2 separate regions of the Mus musculus genome follow, and region 2 is linked to region 1. A link is a loop called in an ENCODE intact Hi-C map of the cell type or tissue named here. Cell type or tissue: heart. All regions are shown on one strand.

Region 1 (8,000 bases):
AAAATATCTCTCACTAATTAATGTAACTCACAAGGAAGACATATCTATTTCAATCTCTGAGTCAGAGGTAAGGAGAATTCTTTTACAAATATAAATTGGCACTCATACTTTGGGTGTATGGTGTGGATACTGCATGAAGGATCATCCTTAAAAGTATGTTTTGTTATACTCTGCTCTTGGGTTATCTTGTGAATTGGGCCAGTGAGGTGGCTCAGCAAGCAACAGTCCTTGCTGCCTAGCCAGATGGCCTGAGTTCAATCCCCAGGCCCTACTTGATGGAAGGAGAGAACTGACTTCTGAAAGTTGTCCTCTGACTTCTACACACTCTGTGGTACATGCATGTACATCCACAGATCCACAATAAATAAATACATAAATAAATAAATAAATAAATAAATAAATAAATAAATATTTTTGTTTTTGCTTTTGTTTTAAATCTGGTGAACAGACAGCAACTAAACAGCTGTGATTGTCAGTGTTCAATACCCTTCGCCCTTCGTACCTGGTCTTATCTAGCTGAAAAGATCTACCGTGAAGTTGGGCTCTCTTCTTGCTTTGGGATAATGACTGCAACTCAAGGTGTGAGTTTGAGTCTAGACTGCATCGTTTATGTGCTGTATAATCTGAAGCAAGTTCCTTCCCCTTCCATGACGAAACCCACATCACAGTACTGTATAATACGCATTCACTTTCTATGTGACATACTTGGAGACCTAGCCCCGTGCCTAGAATTTAGTAAGTGCTCTGTAACAGTTCTCACGGAGTTGAAGGAGCACACCCAGTTTCCAGGACGTACAGTAAGCAAAGCAGACAGCTGTGCTAAACGGTGGTCAGCTTGATTGAAAAGATGGGACAGTGGGCGGAGTGTAGGGGGAACATTCATGGGTGTGTCGGTTACCACAGACAGAGACAGTAAAAGAGGCCTGCATCACAAGTGTAGGAATACACACAGAATTTACACGATGCTTTGGTCACAACCTGAAGGGACTCAGCACTGAGCGAAGCAGAGCCTCAGCTGCTCTCAGAATGAAAGGAGAGGCAAGATCATAAGGATTATCTGGTGTGGGCTAAAGAGGCTTCTCTTCCATTCTCCATCTTCTCCTCCTCCTCTTCTTTCTCCCCCTCCTCCTTCACCTCCTCCTCCTCCTTCACCTCCTCCTGCTCTTTCTCCTCCTACTTTACCACCACCACCTCCACCATCACTATCATCATCTCCTAAAGGACTTTGGGAACTTAAGCTGTTCCAGATACTGGAAGAGTACGAGGATGGGCTAGAGAGCATGTGCCATTCTATAACTAGGAACAATCTTTGGGTTTAATAGTTTCTTTGCCTTCCATCCTACTGCAGTGATTCCCAGCTGCCCTGGGTGTATGTAAACTTTACACAGGTGATTATTAGCAGATCAGTGCCCTCTGTAAGTCACCCCTATATTTATTGAGGGTTCGCTCATCAGTCTACAACATGACTTCAGTGGGTAATGTTCCTTGCTCTGCAAGCATGAAAATCGGAGTCCAAACCTCCTGCTCCTATATAAACTGCCAGACAAGGCGAGGTATGCCTGGAACTGGGTCAGTACTGGGAAGGTTGAGACAGGCAGATCCTGAGACCTTGCTGGCTGGGTAGCTTAGCTGATGCTGACCTTCTGGTTCTGTGAGAGACCCACTTTCAAAACAATAGTACAGCAAGTGACAACAGCACACACACACACACACACACATACACATAACCACACATACACACACTCTCACACATGCTCATATACACATACACACACACACACTCACACATACACATAATCACACATTCACACACTCATACATACACATATACTCATACATACACACATACTCACACATACACACTCACATATTCACACACATACTCATATGTATGCACATATACATACTCATACACACTCACAGACTCACATACACATTCATACACACTCATACATACACACACACTCACACACATACAAACACATACACACTCATACATACACACACATTCACACTCATATGTACACACATACATGCTCATACATACACACACATTCACATATACACACATTCATACACATACACTCACATGTACGCACATACCCACACACATGCACACACATACATAAATACATACACACATACATAGTCATACATACACACATACACACATATACATACTTATACATACACACACATATACATACTCATATACACACACATACATGCACATACATACACACATACATGTTCATACATACACACATACACACTCATACATACACACATACACGTGCATACATACACACCCTCACATATACACACACATACACTCATACATATACTTACACACACGCATACATACACAGTTATACACACACATGCATGGTCATACACACACATACACTCACACACACTCACACATGTACTCACTCATATATACATACACACATGTGCAAATATCACTCCAATGAGATAATTATAGATACAAAAGATGGTACATTTAAATATTAGAATTGAATGGTTCAGATGACCTCAGGAAAAAAAAATCCAAGATCTCATTAAAATAGCAACTTGCAGTTTTCTATCTCAGACATAGAGGTGTGGAAATGGGTAGGAAGAGAGAGAAGAAAGAAGAGAAATTTACCAATGACAATTCAGAAAATGGAGACCAGTGACTTGGGGAAAAAATGAGTCTGTCTTTGTGATCAGGTTCCATGGTGTCCAGCTAAGCAATAACCTGTGGGACACAGCCTGTATGTCAGTTCTTAGGCTTCTTCATGACCCATGGAGTCAAAGCCCTTTGCAGCAACTGTTTTGTTGCTTGTTTATTTAAATACTGCATGATTAGTTCATCATATATAACAGATTATTTGAGTAGTACTGACCACAGTGACATTCTCCCAAGTGATTAATATCATGCCTCTTGGGAGAGCTTTATATAGTCGGCATGAATTTTTCTTCACCGTATCCTAGGAACACGGGTGCTATCCTCCTTGCCTTGATAAATGCTCAGTTATACAACTTCCTCTGAGTCACGTTATTAGCATGTGATAACTCAGTGTTGCCATCTGTTGTTTTAAGAAGACTAGTTGCTGTGGTGAGGAAAACAGGAAGTTCTCCAGGTGGCTGGAAGTTTCAAAGATGTCACCAGATGGGGTCTTTGTTAGAAGAAACATGTGTGGAAATGCTTCAGAGTCTTATTGAGGAAAGCACCGAGACTGACCAAAAGTGGTGGTAGATGGGGAAGGAACTGAGGAGTACCTGGCTCTAAGGATTTTCACGGAGATGCCTGGAAGGGTGATAGAAAGATCCCATCTTAGAGATGTGAGCATGAGTGTGTATTTAGGAAGATGTCAAGCGGTCAATATGAGGCCTCTGATAAGGGCATCAGTGTGAACAAGTAAGAATCTTCCAGAACAGCAGGAGGTGCTAAGGAACAAAGCATCTACATGTTAAATTGCCATTGGGAAGTCCCTGAAGCAGAGATTCTATCTGTTCCCCATCAGGGCATATGTTAGGGCCTGGTCCCCAAGTGCTGAAGTCTCAGGAGGGTTTCTTCTTCCCTTCATTAATTCAAAAAGGGTTATTATTTTTTCTCCCTACGTATTAAAATCTATATAGCTTTGACTCTTGTTTTAATGTCTGCACCATCTTCTTGCCATTGCATCTCTGTAAGACGCTGGTGTTTACAAACTATAATCTCAGTGAGGAAGTCTAGAGAAAAATGCAGGAGGGGCTCAGTCACTGCCTAGAGTCAAAAGTGGCCTTATGGCCACCCCCCTGTGTCAATTACATTGGAAGGCACTACCACCCAGGACCCTTTCAGGACCCTGCTCATTACAGGTGGGAGGCATCTTGCCTGCAATACAGTCCCTCCTTCTTACCACAGGAACCAAGACATTGTCACCAACCTGATCCCACCCACTCAAGAAGCTAGAGGACAGAAGTTGGGCATCTCTTTGAACAGTAGCCAAGCCTCAGTCAGTGTCTGAGGCCTGAATGAGCATTAGACTCTTGCCCACACTAGATAGTTTTTCATGTGTCTCAGCATAGCTCAAGGGAAAACCCTGACTGGTGCATTTTTGAAGGCTTTTGGCCCTGGCCTCCTTTCTGCACACAGGGGACAGGACAATCTAACGCAGACAAGGGAGCAAGCAGGTGACAGATGAATGCTTTCCTTGTCCCATAAAAGGAACTGGTCTGAATGTCCTGTCCTCACTGCACCATGGCCAAGATTGTCTCCACCCTGGGTGGAAAAGGCTTGACACAAGCTCTTTGTCCCCAACTAAGCCCAGTTGTTCCCTTTGAATAGTGACAGTATTGACGTCAACCCTCATGATGGAAGAATTAGCTGAAGCCCGAGGGGAAAGAGAAGCCAAAAAAAGAAAAATCCAATCCAGTAAAGCTAAGGCTATTTCTTTTTAGTTTGTAGGTACTCAGCAGATGTTAAGCTTTGTGGAATTTTGATAGTAACAAAGTTTCCCAAAATAGCACAATGAGATGTCAGCCTTAATGGGACCACAGCCAGAAAACATCCCTTACTAATGTGCAGCCTGACTTGATTAACATAACTGAAGATGCTTTTGCACCCCACATGAAGAGGCTGCACCAGAGGGGGCCAAACTGCTACTCAGTCTCATTCTGGGTTCTTCTTCCTCCATGCCAGAGGTGTGAATGAGATGTGGGGGAGGGGGAGGCAGGTGGTGCCTTGGAAGGAGTGCCCCTTTATATTAGCCAAGGTAAAGAAAAGACCTAACAAAGGCTAGCTTTCCTTGTGTGCTTCACTGCAGTTGTGAAGGGGTGGGGAAGGAAAAAGAAGAAAGGAGAACGGGAAGAAGAGAAGGGATGGGGAAGGCATGGAAAGAGAAAGGAAGGAAAGCAGAAAGTGGGAATGGAAGATGGGAGGAAAGAAGGAATTAGAGATGGAAGAAAGGGAGGGGAAGGAAAAAAGGAAAAGGAAGCCAGGAATGGTAGAGTATGCTAGAAATACCACCACTTCAGAGACTGGGACAGAAGGGTTACAAGTTCAAGGACAGCCTGATTACATAGTGAGTTCCAGGCTAGCCTGGGTTATACAGTGAGTTCTAGGACAGCCTGGGCTACATAGTGAATTCTAGGACAGCCTGGGTTACAAAATGTGATCTCTCCAACAAGGATAGCTGTCTTCCAAAAAGACGAGTAAAAGGCCAGGGTGTATGTTCATGCTGGCCTGTATCACAGCTCTCACCCACACCAGCCTTAGGTTTCATGACCTTCACATTCATGCTTTTATGCGATTTCTCTCTCTCTCTCTCTCTCTCTCTCTCTCTCTCTCTCTCTCTCTCTCTCTCTCTCTCTCTCTCACACACACACACACACACACACACACACACACACACACACAAAAGCACACACAAGCATTACACACCTCCATTAGATCAGCGTCAGCAGGGTTGCTGACACCACTGGGGTTTGTTGGTTAGCAAGCACTTCTAGTAAGTTCTCCCTCCAAGAACCAGTGCTCAGAGATGCCCTCAAGCTGCACTGAACCATCATCTTCTGCACCCTGCAGATAAAACTGGCTCCAAGAGGGTTCCTCTCATTAGCAGTACCCAAGTATCCTCTTCTGCCTTAGAGCTTTGATCTTAAAAAGAAATAAATTAGAAAAAACAAAACAAAACAAAAAAACACCACCATGGTGATAAACTCCACTTAATCCAACTTATTTAACACAACATTAAATGGGTCACAAGATGTCTACAGTGATTTCAAAGGGGGTTACTCCCTTGCTGGATTAAGGTTTACTTTCCATCCAGATTGTCACATAGTATGGTACAAACAGGGGCAGCATGCTGACTGGTCCTTATCAACTAACTTGGACCAGGGGTCTAATACTTACACCAGTCCTATCTGCAATTTCAGCAACCGTAACTCACAGAGTCTCTATGCACTGCAGAGTGACTCCTCTCCCTGCTTCTATTGCTTTTGCTTCCTGTGCACTTAGGAGCCATAATACTCTGTTTTCCTGGACCAGTCACTTCCATGAAAGTTCCTACTGGACACAGTGGGATGCTGATGGGGATGCTGACAGAGGATCTCATAAAGAGCTTCCTGCCTTGTAGACTGAGGAGACCGTTGAGTGAGCAAAGCACTGGCCATGCAAATAGGAGGGCCTGAGTTCAGATATCTGGAGCCCACGGAAAGCCAGAGACGCTAGGGTATGTCCCTAGTCCTACCGTTCCTATGCCAAGATGGAAGCTATAAATGAGGGGATCCCAAGCACTCATGGCCCAGCCCTCTCTCAGATGAGGAACTAAATAAGAACGAATCCCCAAGGCTGTCTTGTGATCTTCACACCTGAGCCTACAGGAACAAGCAAGCATGCACGTGCATGCAAACACACCTGTGCACATCTCTAAAAGGAATAAAACTTTTTTTGACTCTGAATAAAAAGCAGAGTTGATCTGTATTCGTTTGCCAGGATGTATAACAAAGCACCATAATGTGAATGACATCTGTAACAAGACTTGTTGGCATGCATTTCTGGAGGTTCCAAGATCAAGGTGTGTACAGGGCGATACTCTCTCTCTCTCTCTCTCTCTGAATGTGTTAGGGAAGGACCTGTTCCTGCCTCTTTCCTAGCTTCTGGTCATAACCTGGCATTGGACAACATAGACCCGTTCTTCATGTGGCATTTATTCACTCTGTGTGAGTTTCTGTGTGTTTACCCAACCTCATCCTTTTTTCTAAGGCTATGGACTTAATGACCTCATCTTCACGTGGCCATCTCTAAAGAGACCCTATGATCAAGTGCAGTCACATTCACAAGTACTCAAGGTTAGGACTTCAATTCCTTTTAGGGGGACAGTTCAACGAATAACAGTGACTAAGCAGTATGGCCATCCTTCCCAGCATCACTTGGAAGAGCTTTGATACCTACTACATCATCCAGGGTCCCCGTTTTCAATGTCAGCCTCCAACATTCAAGTCTTTAGCTTGCAAGTTTTCTGTTCCGCTCCTGTTCGATTACCAGTGTGTGGACAGAACCACAAATGGCTGACACCCTGTCATGGGGACTAACAATACTCGTTCTAATCATCAAGTAGAGGCTCACATTACAGACCTAGGACAGCAGGCACGATTCCTGGGCAGGGTGGTTTCTAGGTTGTGATCCTTGTAGGAAGGCAAGATTTAAGGAACTCTTAGAGAGAGGTGAGATGGTTCCAAATAATAGCAGCAGATAGGCCGAGTGTAAGAATATAGACACCATGATTAGGCGAGAACTGGTAAGTCACTCTGACAAAGCACACGGAGAGTGGGTGAATTCAGGAAAAGACTGCTGAGAGGTGACACAGAATCTTCTTGACTAGTTCAAGGACATCTGAACTTGGTGAGACTTGGGGAGTTGGTCACCAAGATACAATCTAGAAGATACTACCTTTAGAAGTCCTTTCTCTGTTGAGTCCTGAAGGATGGGCTGTAAGGAGTGAGGTTTCAGGGGAAGATGGAGATGCTAACAGTTATGGAGACAGTACAGGCTGTAGACCCACCTTCTCTTGTACATGGAGATTGTGTTGCTTCTACTGGTCTATGCTGTTAAGGCACAAATGTTGTTTGACTACACTGTGCATTCAGCAATGGGGAAGACCATGGGAGAGGCTCAAGAAATACCTACTGAGGTGAAATGAAGACATATAGATGCCAGGGAGTGACTTGATTGTAAAACAGGGAACCAGAGGCAATTTTTATAAGGACAACATTTAATTGGGACTGGCTTACAGGTTCAGAGGTTCAGTCCATTATCAAGACAGGAGCATGGCAATGTCCAGCCAAGCATGGTGCAGGAGGAGCTGAGAGTTCTATATCTTCATCTGAAGGCTGCTAGAAGAGTGGCTCTTACATGGTTAGGAGGAAGGTCTCTTTGCCCACCCCCACAGTGACATACTTCCTCCAACAAAGCCGCCCCTCCTAATAGTGCCACTCATTGGGCCAAGCATATTCAAACCACCACAAACAAC
Region 2 (8,000 bases), 83 kb before region 1:
TTTCAGTGGGCAGAGTATTCTCTGCAGGCAAGCTCTCTTCTTGCAAGGCAGGTACCCAGATATCTGGTGTTCGAACCAGACTCCTGGCAGAAGTTGTGTTCCACTCACTAGAGGTCTTAGGATCACGTGTGGAATCCTGTGTGGGCCCTTGCGGGTGTCAGGCGACTCAGCTGGCAAGGTAGCCGGGGCTCGAGTGGAGTGGAAGGGGTTTGTGCCCCAGATCAAGCCCGGGTAGCCTGCTTCCCTATGTACCGCAGTCTCAAGTTCCACGCGATTGGATTGGGGTAGGCGCTGTGTTCCACTCATCAGAGGTCTTAGGGTCCCGTGGGGAGTCCCGTGTGGACCCTTGCGGGTGTTGGGCAAGACTCTGCTGGCAAGGTAGCCCGGGGCTCGAGTCTCGAGTCGAGCGGAAGGGACTTGTGCCCCAGATCAGGCCTGGGTAGCCTGCTTCCCTATGTACCGCAGTCTCAAGTTCCGCGCGATTGGATTGGGGCAGGCACTGTGGTCCACTCACCAGAGGTCTTAGGGTCCCGTGGGGAGTCCCGTGTGGACCCTTGCGGGTGTTGGGCAAGACTCTGCTGGCAAGGTAGCCCGGGGCTCGAGTCTCGAGTCGAGCGGAAGGGACTTGTGCCCCAGATCAGGCCCGGGTAGCCTGCTTCCCTATGTACCGCAGTCTCAAGTTCCGCGCGATTGGATTGGGGCAGGCACTGTGATCCACTCACCAGAGGTCTTAGGGTCCCGTGGGGAGTCCCGTGTGGGCCCTTGCGGGTGTTGGGCAAGACTCTGCTGGCAAGGTAGCCCGGGGCTCGAGTCTCGAGTCGAGCGGAAGGGCGATAATTTGACTAATTTTCTTTCTTTTTTTTTAATTTTAAATATACCATTCCATCATGTAAGGCCACTCATCCTCCTTGTAGTTGTTCTATATGTGATGCCTTACTGCTTTCTGCTTCTATTGGCCTTGGTCTGGTTTAGAATTTTAAGAGCTCATGATATACGGTTGGTTACCTGGGAATGTAGTGGCTTCAGTTAGTTAGAGGGACACCAAGGCCATTATGCCTTCAGTTGCTTAGGACTGCTGTTGCTGGCTTTTAGAACCTCAGTTACACATGTTGGCCTTCTTCATGCTGTCTGCCCATCCTTTTTTCTTCTTTCTAACTAGCCTGGATAAAGAAAGTCTTGTTTTTGAAATGAATGAGGGTATGAGACTAGCTTTGAATATATTGGGCACTTTTCTTCTTAAGATGACCCTGGAGTGGTCAAATGGAAAATAATTTGACATCTTACCTCCCATCTTAGGCAGATTCTTTTTAAAACACAGTACAGTACCAAGACTAACAAGATCCTGTGACGTGGTTATAATATATTTTAACTGTTTCTGATTTGTTCTTTTACATATTTTGATATTCACTCACATAAAACGTTACCAATTATTTTCAGTGTTTATTCTAAACCAGGTTTAAAAAGCAAAAAGTGCAAACTTTCTTGCCCCCATTTTACGTTCCTGACTTTCTCAGTCCCCATGTTGATCTATGCTACACTATGGCTGTTTGCTGATTTCAGAGGTCCCACGATTGAAATGAAGATGAAAAGTCCCCATTCAAAGATGCCATTCTCTTTTCTTGCCTTTTCTCTGCTTCAGAATGGCTGTCTGGTCAGCAAGCCCCAGGGATATGCCTGTCTCACCTTTTCAGCCCCTTAGATCATATTCTTGAGGCATGGAATGTGTGTGTGTGTGTGTGTGTGTGTGTGTGTGTGTGTGTGCACAAAATCTCTGCTAAGTAAAGTTAAAGTCTACCAGTGACCAGTAAGCCTCTGGCCTTTGTGCAATATGGAGGGCTTTTGCTTCTCTGACCTCGTCTGGGGAATTCAAAACCCTCTACCTGTGCAACGTCACATAGCTTTAGTTAGATTAACTTCTTTTCTCCTGATAAGAACACATTCAGCTAGCACCTGAGATTCCTAAAATGCTTCTCCAATACTAATAAGGCATTTTGGTACCCTAAGCCTTCAGCCAATGACCTTTGCCCATCCTGGATGTTCCTACTCCTAGTCCCCCAAATTATATAAGCCTTTGAAGTACTTACTCAACAGAGCTTCCAAACTGCCCCACGCCCCCTTAGTCATCTCTGGTCTCTTTCCAGTGCCCTCATGGACCCTATGGGCTGACAATCCCCAAGGGTAGAGAGCCACAAATGTATACTGTAAAACAACAATAAATTTAAAGAGAAAAGCAGTCCCTAAGAACAAGAAATGAAATAAAACAAAAGAAAAAGAAAAACTTGGCATCTGCTTGGCAGGAGAAAGGGATGAAAACAAAACATAATAATCTGTATCCATTATGGGCTACACCCTAAAGATTACAAGAACTAGGAACAAAACCTTTAATTCTTCTTGGTTATTCTTGTCCTATCATTTTGAGGCAACTGGCTAGGCACAGAACCATAAGATACACAGCTATCCCCTCTCTACACTGCTGGTTAGACCATGATACTCGATGTAGGAGGAAGGGAACTTAGACCTATGGCAAGTAAGTTTCAACATAAGGGTCCTATATATTGAACTTGGAAGTCTAAGCTCATGTGTCACCTTCAAAATATATTTAGACATTTCCTAGCTCTGCCTAGTAGAAAGGTTTACAAAGAATATCCAGTGCAATACAAAGAACATCTTGAAGTGTGTTGAATGTGGTCTTAAAATATTTTTTGAAGTACTTAGTAAATGGTACCAGGACTCCTTGGAGAAATGCCTGTCTCTCTTCTCTGGGGCAAGAAATGAACAAAATGAGACTAGAACATCTTGTCATACTGGAAGGTGAGCTACTTTCTCAAAGATTGCTGGCATCTGTCAGAAGGATGCTGGAGCCAACCTCATTAGACTCCCAACAGCTGAAGTTGGGCTGTATGCACACCACTAAGATCAAACTACAATAGAATGGAAGCTACTGAGACTGTCTAATCCATGAGTCTAAAACTGTCCATGATCTTTACAGCTAATAGGGGAGCAGACCATGGAATACATGAAAATAAATATAAGAAGGAGTGCATGAGGAAGTCTTAGCATTGAGATTGAAGGCCGCTAACATTACAGAGAGCCAGGCAACAGCATGCTCCTGCTAATGGCAGCATATACCAAGGCTTATGAAGGAACCTCCCCAAACCCGAGTTTATTACAGCTCTGAGCCTAACACTCAGAGCCTGCAGGCAATAGAGAAATTCACCATGTGGCAATTTATATAGTTCAATCAATAAAATCCCTGTGGAGAGAATTCTAAAGTACAAATCATGGTTTCACCATCAACACAAGGCAAGGAAGAGGGAAAAAGAGGATGGAGACAGTGTGATAAAAGAGGCATGAGAGACAATAATTTAGATCTTGGTTTAAATAAGCAAAGAGTTACAGGGTGGGAAGGAGAGGGAACATCCGGTAAATGAGGAGGAGGGGACGGGGATGGGAGGGAAGGAGGGGACCCTAGGATCTGCCTTGCAACAAGTTCTCAAGTGATGCTAATACTATTGGTCCAGGGACAGTGCTCAGAGCAGTGGATGCAAGAACAAACTGGAGTTAGTTATCCTTGCACCCGGGTAGTGAGAACATTGCTATTGTGTTCTTTGTACTTCCAAATAGACTTGAAACTCTATTTATAAAGAAACTTTAGGAGTCCAAGACGACACAAGCGGGGAGCTCACCTTTTTAAAAATCCAAGGTGTCAATGGGAACTTCTGTGTTCATTAACAAAACAGATGTGGCAGCTACTTCCAAGGTCACCTCTGGATTGAAGGTGCATAGCTCTTCATGCCCTGTTGGTGGTGAGCGTGTCAGCTCAGCTGTCTCTCCATTAACTAAGCCTCCTGGACAGAGGCTACGGGAGAGTATGCTTTCTAAGACGCCTGTGTCGTGCTGTGTCCTGCTTCTCCCTATGGATCTTGGAAGAGCAGTGGCTTGGGTGAATTCCAGGAGCTTCTGGCAGCCTCTACTGGAAAGAGCCCTCCTGAACAGAGCTGTGTCCTATCTCTGCTGTCAGAGATCAGAAGATGTGTAAATTCGCATGCGTACATGCTCACCCCCTGCAAGGATCTCCCTAGAATCCTTAGTTCAGGAGTCACCCCTACTGGGCAGAGTTCTTCTGCTCACCTCTAGCTGTCCACACATGTGTTCACTTCCTTATTTGAACATCTGTTAGGTTATCTCTCAAAGGTTAGGTATTCATTTAAGCCCTGGAAGTCATACACCACAGAAATGAGAAACCCTACAAATCAGATATATTTTTAAAAACATAGAACTTTTAGACATTTACCTGCATGCTTCTACTGCTATGAATTATTTTAATTTTAATTTTTAAATTTAGTATGCATGTGCGTGTGTGTGTGTGTGTGTGTGTGTGTGTGTGTGTGTGTGTGTGTGTTGTGGGGTGGTGTACTTACCTGTGTGTGGATACCTGCAAATCATGGGTTGATAACCAGCATCATCGTCTATCACTTACTAATCTTACTTTTTGAGGCAAAGTCTCTCATTGAACCTGGAGCTTGTCATTTCCACTAGATTGGTATCTGAAGGCCTCTGGGATCCCCCTCTTGTTGCCTCCCAACACCTGGGTTAGAGATGTTGGCACTTAGATTTTATGTGGATGCTGGAGATCTGACCTCAAGTATTCACTCTTGGGCTGCAAATTCTTTACCCACTGAACCATCTCCTCCACCCCATAGCTGTGAAATATTGAAAATAAACTCTAAGGTATGGCATGGGATATGAAAATAACACAACTTTATCCAGCCTCTTAAGTGGATGCCAATTGTATTCAAAACCCTTCTTGATTTTGGATATATCTTATAGGTTAGGTGAACTGATACATCTACAGAAATATCCATTTCTTTGACCTTTTAAGAAGTTTTGCCTAGCACACTCTCATAGTTACTGTTCTGTTGCTACGATGAGACCCCATGACTAAGGCAACTCCTAGAAAAGAAGGCGTTTAATTGGGGACTTGCTTTCAGTTTCAGAAGTTTAGCTCATTACTCCCATCGCAAGGAAGGATGGTAGTACATATGGCACTGAGGCAGTAGGCGAGAGCTACATTCTGATCTGCAGGCTGAGAGAGAGAGAGCGAGAGGAAAGGGGAGAGAGAGAAAGAGAATATATATATATATATATATATATATGTATGTATATATATATATATATATATATATACTCCATGTATATTCAAATATATAAGCATATGGGGGCCATTTTCTCATTAATTAATTTATTTATTGACTTTACATCCCAATCGAAGGCACCCCCTTTCCTCCTGGTCCCCCCTCACACAATTCCTCCCCTGTACCTCTCCCCTTCTCCTCTGAGGAGGAGCAGATCTCTTCTGGGTAACACCTCATTCTGGAACATGAAGTCACTATAGGACTAGGTGTATCCTCTTTCACTAAGGCCAGACAAGGCAGCCTACTTATGGGATCCATAGACAGATAATGAATTCAGGAACAACCCCCCTCCAGTTGTTGGGGGACCCACATAAAGACCAAGCTACAAGTCTGCTACATATATGTGATGGTCACAGGGCTAGGTCCAGCCCAAGCTTGCTTATGGTTGGTGGTTCAGTATCTGGAAGCCCTGAAGGGTTTAGGTTGACTCTGGTGGTCTTCCTGTGGAGTTCCTATTCCCACTGGTCCCTCATTCCTTCCCCAACTCTTCCATCAGACTCCCAAGCTCTGTCTGATCTTTGGCTGTGGGTCTCTGCATCTGTCTTGGACAGCTGCTGGGTGGTGTTATGCTAAGCTCCTGTCTGTGAGCATAACAGAGTATCATTAACAGTGTCAGGGATTGGTTCTTGCCTATTGGATGAGTCTCAAGTTGGACCAGTCATTAGCTGGCCAGTCCCCCGAGTCTCTGCTCCATCTTTGTCCCTGCACATTTTGTAGGCAGGCCATATTTTGGGTTGAAGGTTTTGTGAGTGGGCTGGTGTTCTTATCCCCCCACTGGGAGTCCTGCCTGGCTATGGGAGGTAGCCATTTAATGATCCATATCCCCAACTGCTAGGAATCTTAGCTAGAGTCACCTTCAGAAACTCCCTGAGTCTGCCCCTCCTAAGTCCCTCCACCCCCAGATCCCAGGTCTTAGAGATGCTTCACCCCTGCCTACTTTCAGATTTCCATTCTCTCTCTCCTGCTCCCCCCATATCTGATCTCACCCCCTTCTCCTCCCCTCCCCTTCCCTTCTCCCACCCAGTTGCCTCCCTCCATCTACCTTTGATGTATATTTTATTTTTCCTTCTGGTCAGATTCAAGCATCCTCTCTTGGGCCCTCTTTGTTATTTGGCTTTGTGTCTGTGGATAGTAGTGTGTTTATTCTGTACTTTATGGCAAATACCCACTTATAAATGAGTACATACATGCATGTCCTTTTGTGTCTGGGTACCTCACTCAGGATGATATTTTCTAGTTCCATCTATTTGCTGGCAAATTTCATGATGTCCTTGTTTTTAATATCTGAATAGTATTCTATTGTGTAAATAAACCACTTTTTAAAAAATCCATTCTTGGCTGGGCGGTGGTGGCACACGCCTTTAATCCCAGTACTTGGGAGGCAGAGGCAGGTGGATTTCTGAGTTCAAGGCCAGCCTGGTCTACAAAGTGGGTTCCAGGACAGCCAGGGCTATACAGAGAAAGCCTGTCTCGAAAACAAAACAAAACAAAACAAAACAAAACAAAACAAAACAAAACAAAAACAAAAACAAAAACAAAAAAACAAAAAAAGAAAAGAAAAAAGAAAAGAAAAAATCCATTCTTTAGTTGAGAGACATCTTGGTTGTTTCCAGTTTCTGGCAATTACAAATAAAGCAGCTATGAACATAGTTGAGTCCTTGTGGAATGGTGATCCTTGTGGAATGGTGGTCCTTGTGAGATGGTGTAGTATATTTTGGGTATATGCCCAGGAGTGGTATAGATGGGTCTTGAGGTAGAACTGTCCCCAGTTGTTGTTTTTGTTTTTTTAAAGAAAGCACCAAATTGAATTCCAGAGTGGTTATACAAATTTTCACTCCAACCAGTAACGGGGGAGTGTTCCCCTATCTCCATATCCAAGGCAGAATATGCTATCCTTTGAGTTTTTGATCTTAGCCATTCTGATGGGTATAAAGAGGAATCTCAGAGTCATTTCGATTTCCATTTTATGGGGGCCATTCTAATTCAAACCACCACAAATTCTATGGCTGCTCAGGTAAACACTAAGGTACGTTCAAGTTTTTGCAGCATCAGGTTCTACCTTCCCTATTTACTTCAAATCTAACTTTCCATAAGGCTAAGCCATGTCTTATTCTTTCCTTTTCCTATGGGTATTTCCAGTCAGCTGTCTCTGAGCTGGGGGGGGGGGTGCTCACCTCACTTCCCTGTCTGCTGAAGTTTTGCCGGTATGTGGCTGTCGGAGAACAGGCCTGCTCTTAGTTCTTGGTACCCCCTTTTATCCTAACCTGGCATCTAACTAACATTCAGCATCCATCCCTCTTCCTCCAATGCTCACTGGTTCTTGGACCACTTTGCCATCATCGTCATCACTACTGCTTTGTATAAGCATCTCTCTGTTATATTTTAAGCCCCTAGATGATGAGGAAACTTGCTTTTTTTAATCTTTAAGAACATCTGGTACAGAATATTTTACAAAGTCATCCTCAGAAAGTGATTTTTTGAGTTCTCTGAATACATGATGGCATATTTCCCACAATGCCTGAACAACAAGTAATCACACACACACACACACACACACACACTGACAGAAAGAGAGAGTTACATCGTTCCCAATATCTACTTGTAGAAGAATTACCTTTAGTGTCGAAAATGCCCAATTAAAAGGAATTCTGGCATTCAGAGGTAATCCAATATAGTCCAATCACAAAATGTAAAATGCCACATCCACCTCTCTCATCTGTGGGTAAAATTGGGATATTTTATCTAATCATGTACTGGAAAAGCACCAATATGTTCTAAACCATGATGCTCTGCTGGCCACTGGAA

The links. Peaks named below come from ENCODE experiments on the same cell type or tissue, not always from the same donor. Only the 100,000 strongest peaks of a DNase experiment are listed, where the experiment ranks them.
Region 2: a loop joins it to region 1, with 2.3 times the contacts of the local background. A loop is called at or near these places in 6 of 42 quality-filtered maps.

The regions. Positions count from the first base shown.
Region 1 is chr17:44,026,759-44,034,758 of GRCm38, forward strand. All of the region lies in intron 4 of Rcan2 (regulator of calcineurin 2), which reads left to right. Among named protein-coding and RNA genes, the nearest start is that of Gm34857, 13 kb to the right of the region's middle. In heart, no CTCF peak of the experiment used is centred here; DNase peaks (open chromatin) are centred at 3,123, 4,193 and 4,623; H3K27ac peaks cover 1,309 bases.
Region 2 is chr17:43,944,113-43,952,112 of GRCm38, forward strand. All of the region lies in intron 2 of Rcan2 (regulator of calcineurin 2), which reads left to right. Among named protein-coding and RNA genes, the nearest start is that of Gm34857, 96 kb to the right of the region's middle. In heart, a CTCF peak has its summit at 3,808; no DNase peak of the experiment used is centred here.